2 separate regions of the Homo sapiens genome follow, and region 2 is linked to region 1. A link is an interaction called in ENCODE POLR2A ChIA-PET data of the cell type or tissue named here. Cell type or tissue: Panc1. All regions are shown on one strand. Links, peaks and the distances in the headings refer to the core of each region. The heading gives the core; the rest is flanking DNA.

What was found. Peaks named below come from ENCODE experiments on the same cell type or tissue, not always from the same donor. Only the 100,000 strongest peaks of a DNase experiment are listed, where the experiment ranks them.
Region 2: POLR2A ChIA-PET joins it to region 1 with 5 read pairs; 1 of 35 experiments calls an interaction of 5 or more read pairs at or near these places.

The regions. Positions count from the first base shown.
Region 1 is chr3:149,368,986-149,373,384 of GRCh38, reverse strand. It overlaps TM4SF1 (transmembrane 4 L six family member 1), which reads left to right. Exons shown (of 5, transcript NM_014220.3): 4 at 1,518-1,698; 5 at 3,505-4,363. The coding sequence ends at 3,519. Among named protein-coding and RNA genes, the nearest start is that of TM4SF1, 6.5 kb to the left of the region's middle. In Panc1, for the core only: CTCF peaks have their summits at 1,721 and 1,923; DNase peaks (open chromatin) are centred at 2,360, 2,626 and 2,838; H3K4me3 peaks cover 3,217 bases; H3K27ac peaks cover 4,000 bases.
Region 2 is chr3:149,609,033-149,613,431 of GRCh38, reverse strand. All of the region lies in intron 2 of WWTR1 (WW domain containing transcription regulator 1), which reads left to right. Among named protein-coding and RNA genes, the nearest start is that of WWTR1-IT1, 41 kb to the left of the region's middle. In Panc1, for the core only: no CTCF peak of the experiment used is centred there; no DNase peak of the experiment used is centred there; H3K27ac peaks cover 4,000 bases.

The sequences.
Region 1 (4,399 bases), core at 213-4,212:
AAATACTCTGTAGCAAAGGCTGAAATTCTAGGAGAGCTATCAGAAGTAGAATTTTTCAGACTGGAAGAATATCCAGGTATTTATAAAATCGACTAAATCCTAGAATCTATAGTCAGATATCACCTCAGTATGGTTTGCTGACATTTCACAAAGCAACTTCATATTGTTATTTATCATTCAACTGCTTTTAAAATGTGCTGAGTGGCTATTGTGTGTCAGATACTGTTCTAGCGGCTGGATATACAATGATGAATAGGTCTGGCTCCTACCTTCATGGAGCTCAGCCTTATTGAATAGATACATAAGCAGCTGTTCTCCCTGGACTAGGTTAGATGCCCTTCCTCTGTGGCTCTTCCATATTTTGTTTACCGATCAGCATATCTGTTGCATTGAGATTACTTGTGACTTGTCTCTTCCTTTAGAAGCTATGCTCTTTCAGGACAGAGCCCGTGCCCTGTGCTCCATTATATCCCCAGCTCTGGCTCAGTGTCAGACTCACACTGACTGCTCAATAATCTTTGTTGAATGAGCAAATGCAGTGTGCTACATGCTATTATCAACTCTTGGGCACAGCATCATGAAAGTGAAGAGCTATCAGCCGGGCGTGGTGGTTCACGCCTGTAATCCCAGCACTTTGGGAGGCTGAGGCAGGAGAATGGCTTGAACCTGGGACGTAGAGGTTGCAATGAGCCAAGATTGCGCCATTGCACTCCAGCCTGGGCAACAGAGTCAGACTCCGTCTCAGAAAAAAGTAAAGAGCTATCAAATTAGTTGGGTTTAATCCCATGAATTTGCTTCCTGTTGCAAATTAATTTATTCCTTAAAAACAAAAAATAGCTTTGTTCCAAAGGTCTCAGTTGAAAAATTCCAGCATATTAAATATCCAAACTTGCCAGAATTTGGATAATTTTCAGCAGTAACAAATTGAGATGTAATAAAATGATCTAAATTAATATTTTAAAGTTCAAAAAAAAAACTAGCCTAAAGAGATTGTATTTTCTAAATATTCACTCAATATTGAATACAAATACCCATCTTTTATACCAATAACAACAATAAAATTGGAAAACAGTTTTAAAAAACACCTACACATACTCTACTTTAGCACATGAATTATTTTCATTTTTCCGCATTTGCTCGTAGTTTACTTCCTACACATACATGAATCTTACCTAGCTTTAAACACAGCACAAATACAGTTCTGCATTTTTATTTTTGTTTATAAGAATTCAGATGCCTGTTAGGGAATATAAATATCATTATAAGGTGAGAATTTCTGACCATGTAATCCTAGATTGGGGTCAAAAATTATAAATTATAATTTTATGTTTATCATTACAGTAGGATCTGGGCTAAATTCCTCCATTTTGTGGAATGACATGCAGTGGAAGAAACTTACACAGGATATTGAATAATTCATTCCTTTTTTCTGAATGAAAAACCACCAAACAAAAGTAGTTTATGAAGTATCCCCTCAAGTATGACCGTGTGTCAGAAGTTTCTCTTTTTACCCACAGGTACCTTCTGGATACCTCCACATGGTCCGAGTGCACTGAACCCAAGCACATTGTGGAATGGAATGTATCTCTGTTTTCTATCCTCTTGGCTCTTGGTGGAATTGAATTCATCTTGTGTCTTATTCAAGTAATAAATGGAGTGCTTGGAGGCATATGTGGCTTTTGCTGCTCTCACCAACAGGTAAGAACCTGCATGAAAATGTCGTAGTCTGGCCCTGGTGTTAATATACCATTGTTTTCATCATAAAGAAAAAGGCAAAACCAAACATGCTCGACCTACCAGCATTTATTCTGATATCATCTTTGTAGCAACACAATTATAGCATTCACTTTAGCTGTCAGTAACAAGCTTCCTCGAGTCTCACAGTCACAGGATTGTCTTAGTTCTTTGCAGTTGGCTCTATGTACACAAGAACATGCTGCCCATAGACACAGCGCTCCCTTCAGGATCTAATTCACTGCCTCTGCTCTCGCTGCAGAGACAGAAAAAAAAGTGATGTCTGCTCTTTGTTTGCTGTTATATTCCCAACTAGTATACATAAGTAATAGCCAACCATTCAATGCATCAGGCACTATGCTAAACCCATATGACTCAAATATTAAGCAATAGGCTTAAGATCACCTACTCAGGAAATAACAGGCTTCAAACCTTGAGTCGCTCTGTGCAAAAGCTCCTACTTTTAACCTGTATTCCACACTTGCTGTTTGGTTGGATTTTCTGCAATTCCTTCCTAATAAGGAGTCATAAAAATGCCTAAGCAGTAAGTATGGAGAATCACTAGCAATCTTTGAACAGCAGCTCATGAAAAGCCTTTCGTTGTGAAAGAAAACCAGGAAGCACTTGTTTCCTGGGGATATGATTTAGGAGAAAAAAATGCATTTGTTTGTAGCAGTGAAAGTTCTTGTTTCTATATCCTCCTAAAATATATATATTATTGAATTAATGAAAGTCCAGCTTTGATCCTATCTTTGAGAGGGTTATTTTATGTCTTATATTTTTCAAACCATTTACTCCTCTGGTGCCAGATCTGTTAACTTTCTTTTAAAAATAAGACAAAAACCTAATGAAAACTGAAAGCCCATTGCTACCATGAAAAACTTTGCTGAAAATAAAAGGAAACTTTCTGTAATTTTGGGGGAAGGTTAAAATGAAAATCTAGTTTTCCTTATCAGGCAAGTATAGCAAGATTAATAATTTCTTTGGCAAATTTCCAAGAAAATAAGGGAATGGGAAACCTTCAATATGGAGCTTCTTTCAAGCAGTACGGTTGGGGAAGGGCAGAGAAGTATCCTCTAGGGATTGCTGTCATGCAGCTTACCTTTAGCCTTGAATTTCATACAAGGCAGAGTTCAAAGTAAGTGATTACTTGTACTAAATGTACTCACTTAGTACGTTTTGGGGACAGGCATAAAGAGCCAATGACCAAAATGGCTGAAGTGATTTGGCAGGGAATGATACTCTCCTCTGATTTGGGGTAGTAAATACACCAGGTTTCCCAGCTGAGTCACTGTAGGGATGGCTTCTTCCCAGATACTACAGGGAAGATCTGTTACCTTTGTTTATAAGACAAAAGACACTTTCAAAGGGCAGGTCTTTTCATGTAGAAGAGTCAGGTCCATAACTCGGTAGCATTTAATTTGAAAGGTTACCCACATTGAGCTCATACCAGTGTGAAACTTCCATGGCATTATCTTTTAAATCCCTAAGATTAAAACCCCACACAAATGCACTCAAAGCAACCCAATATCAGTATCCTGCAGTTTCTATGGGCCCTTTCTGCAGCCTTTACTCATGGAAGACAAGGGATCTGGGTTTGTTTAGGAAACATTTTGTGAGCATTGTCCAAGCCCTAAGTATGGTTGGCCTAAGCTTTGCTGAAGCTAAGATCAGTCTGTTTATGTTTGCTTAAAATAGGAACTTAAAGGACTAAAATGTCATCATTATTTATCCTGATTATAGCCTAATGGTATTTTATTTTCTCTACAGCAATATGACTGCTAAAAGAACCAACCCAGGACAGAGCCACAATCTTCCTCTATTTCATTGTAATTTATATATTTCACTTGTATTCATTTGTAAAACTTTGTATTAGTGTAACATACTCCCCACAGTCTACTTTTACAAACGCCTGTAAAGACTGGCATCTTCACAGGATGTCAGTGTTTAAATTTAGTAAACTTCTTTTTTGTTTGTTTATTTGTTTTTGTTTTTTTTTAAGGAATGAGGAAACAAACCACCCTCTGGGGGTAATTTACAGACTGAGTGACAGTACTCAGTATATCTGAGATAAACTCTATAATGTTTTGGATAAAAATAACATTCCAATCACTATTGTATATATGTGCATGTATTTTTTAAATTAAAGATGTCTAGTTGCTTTTTATAAGACCAAGAAGGAGAAAATCCGACAACCTGGAAAGATTTTTGTTTTCACTGCTTGTATGATGTTTCCCATTCATACACCTATAAATCTCTAACAAGAGGCCCTTTGAACTGCCTTGTGTTCTGTGAGAAACAAATATTTACTTAGAGTGGAAGGACTGATTGAGAATGTTCCAATCCAAATGAATGCATCACAACTTACAATGCTGCTCATTGTTGTGAGTACTATGAGATTCAAATTTTTCTAACATATGGAAAGCCTTTTGTCCTCCAAAGATGAGTACTAGGGATCATGTGTTTAAAAAAAGAAAGGCTACGATGACTGGGCAAGAAGAAAGATGGGAAACTGAATAAAGCAGTTGATCAGCATCATTGGAACATGGGGACGAGTGACGGCAGGAGGACCACGAGGAAATACCCTCAAAACTAACTTGTTTACAACAAAATAAAGTATTCACTACCATGTTGTTGTTGTTTAGTTTCATTATCCTTAAAAGTT
Region 2 (4,399 bases), core at 189-4,188, 240 kb before region 1:
TACCCTTCATCTTGCTGCTTGTCTTTAACCCTTTCCTTGGTCCCTGGGTCTTGCCTCTGCATTCTCATTACTGATGGTAGGGAGTGGTACTCATCTTCATGACATAATCTCATTAGGCCAAGAGAGAGGATAATTGGCCATAGTTCCTAGGCCAGTCCCCTAAGCTGTGTTAGGCTTTCATATATGATTCTGTCTGGTCCTGTGCCTTTACATTTCCTGGTCTTGCCTTCTGAGACTGCCCAGGTTTTAAGAGGTGGGTGTTGGGAAAGGCTAGGAGATGGTGGATGCTGGAAGACAAAACACTAGCAGAGTGTAGTCTCTCCCCTTATGATCCTGAAAGTATAAAAAGCCATCTCTGCTCTGCTGCCAGCCTACCCACCTGCACTTTGGAAGAAGAGCTGTTGGATATTTCAGAATGGTTTTCAGACTGGCATTGGAACCGTGTTCTAAAGTTAACGATGATGGAAATAATTTAGTTGTAGAGGACTCTAGACAGGCTTGTGTAAAGCAAGCAGGTAAAGGAATAAAACATTAAAAATTGTGTAGGAAGAGATGTTTTGAGGTATCAGTGTAGGTGGATTGTGAGTGGAGTGACATGGGGAGGGAGTTAAGAGGAGACGATGTTCATGGTTAAAGAAACCATTTATACAGACGTGACGAGTGCAGGAATTCTGATCTCTCATATGACAAATGCTGAGAATAACTCCTATTTTCCATGCTAATTGCTAATTTACTCATCACATTGAATATCCTGCTGGTGGAAAAATTCAGTGTTGCAGCCTCATATCCTCCTGCATAGGAAGTACTCAGTGACCCAAGATGTTAGAGTCTCTTTTATGGCACTTCCCTGAAAAGAAAATATTATTACTTAATTGGCAGGCAACAGGGGCTTTTAAGGGACTCATCCGAACACCACCTGTTTACTTACAAGTACAAAGGACAGGAAAATTAATTACAAATGATACCTTTCTCTTAAGGGTTCTAGGTTTCCAGTGCAAAATAATGATGATCCAACTGCCAAAGTATATACTGGTAGGTGGAGTTTTTTTTTTTTTCTTTTCCCCTCCTATAATGGATTAAGTTAATCTGTGAGAACGTTTACCCAATGCCCATTGTAACAAAATTATGTGAATTGACCAGATTTCATTAAGTATAAAATGAATGTACCTCGAACTTGGTCTTTGATGTGGATTTTGAGCTACTATCAGGCCACAGTTCAGGTATAGCAAGGATATGCCCCAAAAAAGCATTCCTGTTTGATTATTTGGTGTTTGATTATCAGAATTTCTGGTCTAGAATACAGTCCAGGTGGTAACCTTTCCAATATGAGTGTCTTCCTAAGGTGGGTCATGAGATGGGTTGGAGAATCCAGGGTTCTAAGCCAGTCTCTTGCCCCTGACGCCATATGGGACATGAGGTGAGTTGCCCAGTTTTTATCATTTGTCAAGTAGGAATAGTAATGTCTGATGTGATTGAGGATTAAATGTAAGTCTAGGCAATAATGTAAATAGAAGTGTTTTTGAAATTAAACTGACATGCAAACTTTTGATTGATCACAGTAATCAATCAGTGAACAAACATATTTGTGAGCTATGGAATTAGCCATAAATGTGAAGGAAGCTAGAGAAAAGGGGAATGACATTTCCAGTAAGCTAGCAAACACTCTGGAGCTATGTTATTAACTGTTAAACCATGTAGTCTGGGTAGGTATCATTAGCCACTTTGCCACAACTCCCCACCTCATATCCTGTACCCCATTCAAATTCAGTCCTTTCATTGCTCAGACTCATCTCGCCTTGGCCATTCTGCCCCTCACAATATGATTTTCCCATTTCTGCCTTTTGAAACGTTGAGTAATCAAAACTTAGATCAAATGTCAGTTCTTTCATATAGTCTTCTCTGATTACTCCAGTTGGATTGATCCCTCTCTGGCCTATGTCAGGGATAGGCAAACTTTCTGAAAGAGTCCAGATTGTTTTTTGGCTTTGCCAGACACATGGTCTCTGTTGCTTCCACTCAACTGTGCCATTGTAATGTGAAAGCATCTGTAGACAATACATAGATAAGTGAGTGTGGCCATATTCCAATAAAACTTTATTCACAGAAACAAGCTGCCAGCTAGACTTGGCCTGCAGGCTGTAGTTAGCTGACCCCTGGCATGGGTCATTGTCTTGCTACGCAGCTTTCTTGGTTCTGCGTACATTTTGCCTTAACCTGCATGTTAGTGGCCTTCTTTTTAAAAAAAAAGTTTTTAAAAACTTTTACTATTATTCTTATTTTTAAAGATGAGGTCTTGCTGTCACCCAGGCTGGAGCAGTGGTGCAATCATAGCTTACTGCAGCCTTGAATTCCTGGGGTCAATCTATCTTCCCACCTCAGCCTCCTGAGTAGCTGGGATCACAGGCATATGAACCACCATGCCCAGCTAATTTAAAAAAAATTTTTTTTTTTTGTACAGATGGGGTCTTGGTTCACTGCCCAAGCTGGTCTCAAACTCCTGACTTCAAGCGATCCTCCCACCTTGGCCTCCCAAAGTGTTGGGATTACAGGTGTGAGCCACTGTGCCTGGACAGTAAGGCTTCTTATGAACAGCAGTGTCCAGGCTGTTTTCTTCTTTTGAGTCCCCCGGATGTTGTATAAATAGGAGAGTGTTCAGTTGATGTTTGACAAATGAGTGAACAGTGAATGAATGGTGGCTGCTTTCAGAAGTTGGCAACCCTGCTGTCCTTCTGGATGGCTGAGCTCTTCCAGCCTTCTGGCGTCCTGCCTCCTTTCCCTGGCCTGCCCTGCTAGAAAGAGAGGAGAGAAGGCATCTTTTCTCTGTCTTCCTCAGCCACCCTTCCACTTCTTTGAGCAACTACTATTTACAACTCAAAGAATTCTTTATTTATACTGTGTGAGAGACTGTTTACCCGTGTTGAACTAACATTAGGTTTCTTTAAATCTGCTATTAAAACGAAGAGTGGCCATTTGTAACTTTAGGAGCATAAGAGCTGGGTTCATGATGTAAGTGAACAGAGACACCCTTAAAGTTATTTCCCAAGGCCCTGGGAATGCGATTTTCTTAGTTTATTTGTTACAAGGGAGTGTTTTGTACATTGGTAGAGGAAAATACTATGAAACAAAATCAAACAAAAACATCATTACATTTTAAAATCATTTTGCAACACTGAGCAGGTATGAATTTGGTACTTTGCTTGTAATTGGAAAACTGGAAAGTTGAAAATTTAAGTATGGATATTATGATTTTCAATTTTTAGAAGATGTATAGTATATAATGGCAGTTTGCATTTGATGTTAGAAAGAATAGCATCTCAAGGGAAAACAAAAATGCTTTCCGTTCCAGAAAATGTTAAACATTCCTTTTTTTCTTAGGATAAACTCACTACTAGCTACTTTTCTTCTGCCTGAGCCCTTCATTGTAAAAGTGAATTAATGTTGTCCTCTGAATTCTGTTGGGGAAAATGACACAGAACCCCTGTGAATGAAGAATTGCTTTTAATTTCACTGGACGTGAGGCAGAGGAGGACCTTGGAAAAGGAAGGTTATTATTTCCTCTGTGGAAACGTTTATCTTCGTTTTCTGGGTGACTGGTAAAAACAATAGTTTGCTGTGGAGTTTCAGTAATCAAAGAAGAGGAAATAGCATGTGAGTGACTGCAAGTTGGTGGGGACAACCCTGGCTCTTTTGAAGGTGAAACTTACTAAAGCCACATTAGCTATCTCCTAGTGCAAAGGTCGAGAAACATTTTCTGTAAAGGGCTAGAGGTAAATAGTTTAGACTTCATGGGCCATAAAGTCCCTGTTGTAAATTTTCAGCTCTGCTGTTGTGGTATGAGAGCAGCCATAGACAGTTTTAGAAACAAATGAGAGTAGCTGTGTTCCAATACAACTGTATTTATGGACACAAAAATTTGAATTTTCATATGTCACAAAATAGTATTATTTTAATTTGTTACAATTATTTAAAAATGTAAAAACCATTCTTAGATTCCCTGTTGTACAAAAACAGGTAGTGGGTAGGATTTGGGTGCAGGGCATAGTTTGCTGACCCTATCCTGGTGAACTAGCGCAATAATTTCTTAGGTGGGGAGGTGTAGTGGATAACACATTACACATTCTGTACCTTTTAGTAGGTAATCCGATTATGATTAGCTAACCCAAACTTGTGAAGAAAATTTCCTGGTGGAGTTGGATGGCTTTGAGGAGTCCAGTGTTCTTGTCCCTGCCCTGTTAGTGTAAAGCTGAATGGCACTTTGGACCTTGGCTGCCCATCTGGTACATGATGAAGTTGGACTAGATGACTTCTAGGGCTTCGTGTAGAGCTTAACATTTTATTTTAATTAATTAATTAGGTTTTTTTTGAGACAAGGTCTCACTTTGCTACCCAGGCAGGAGGG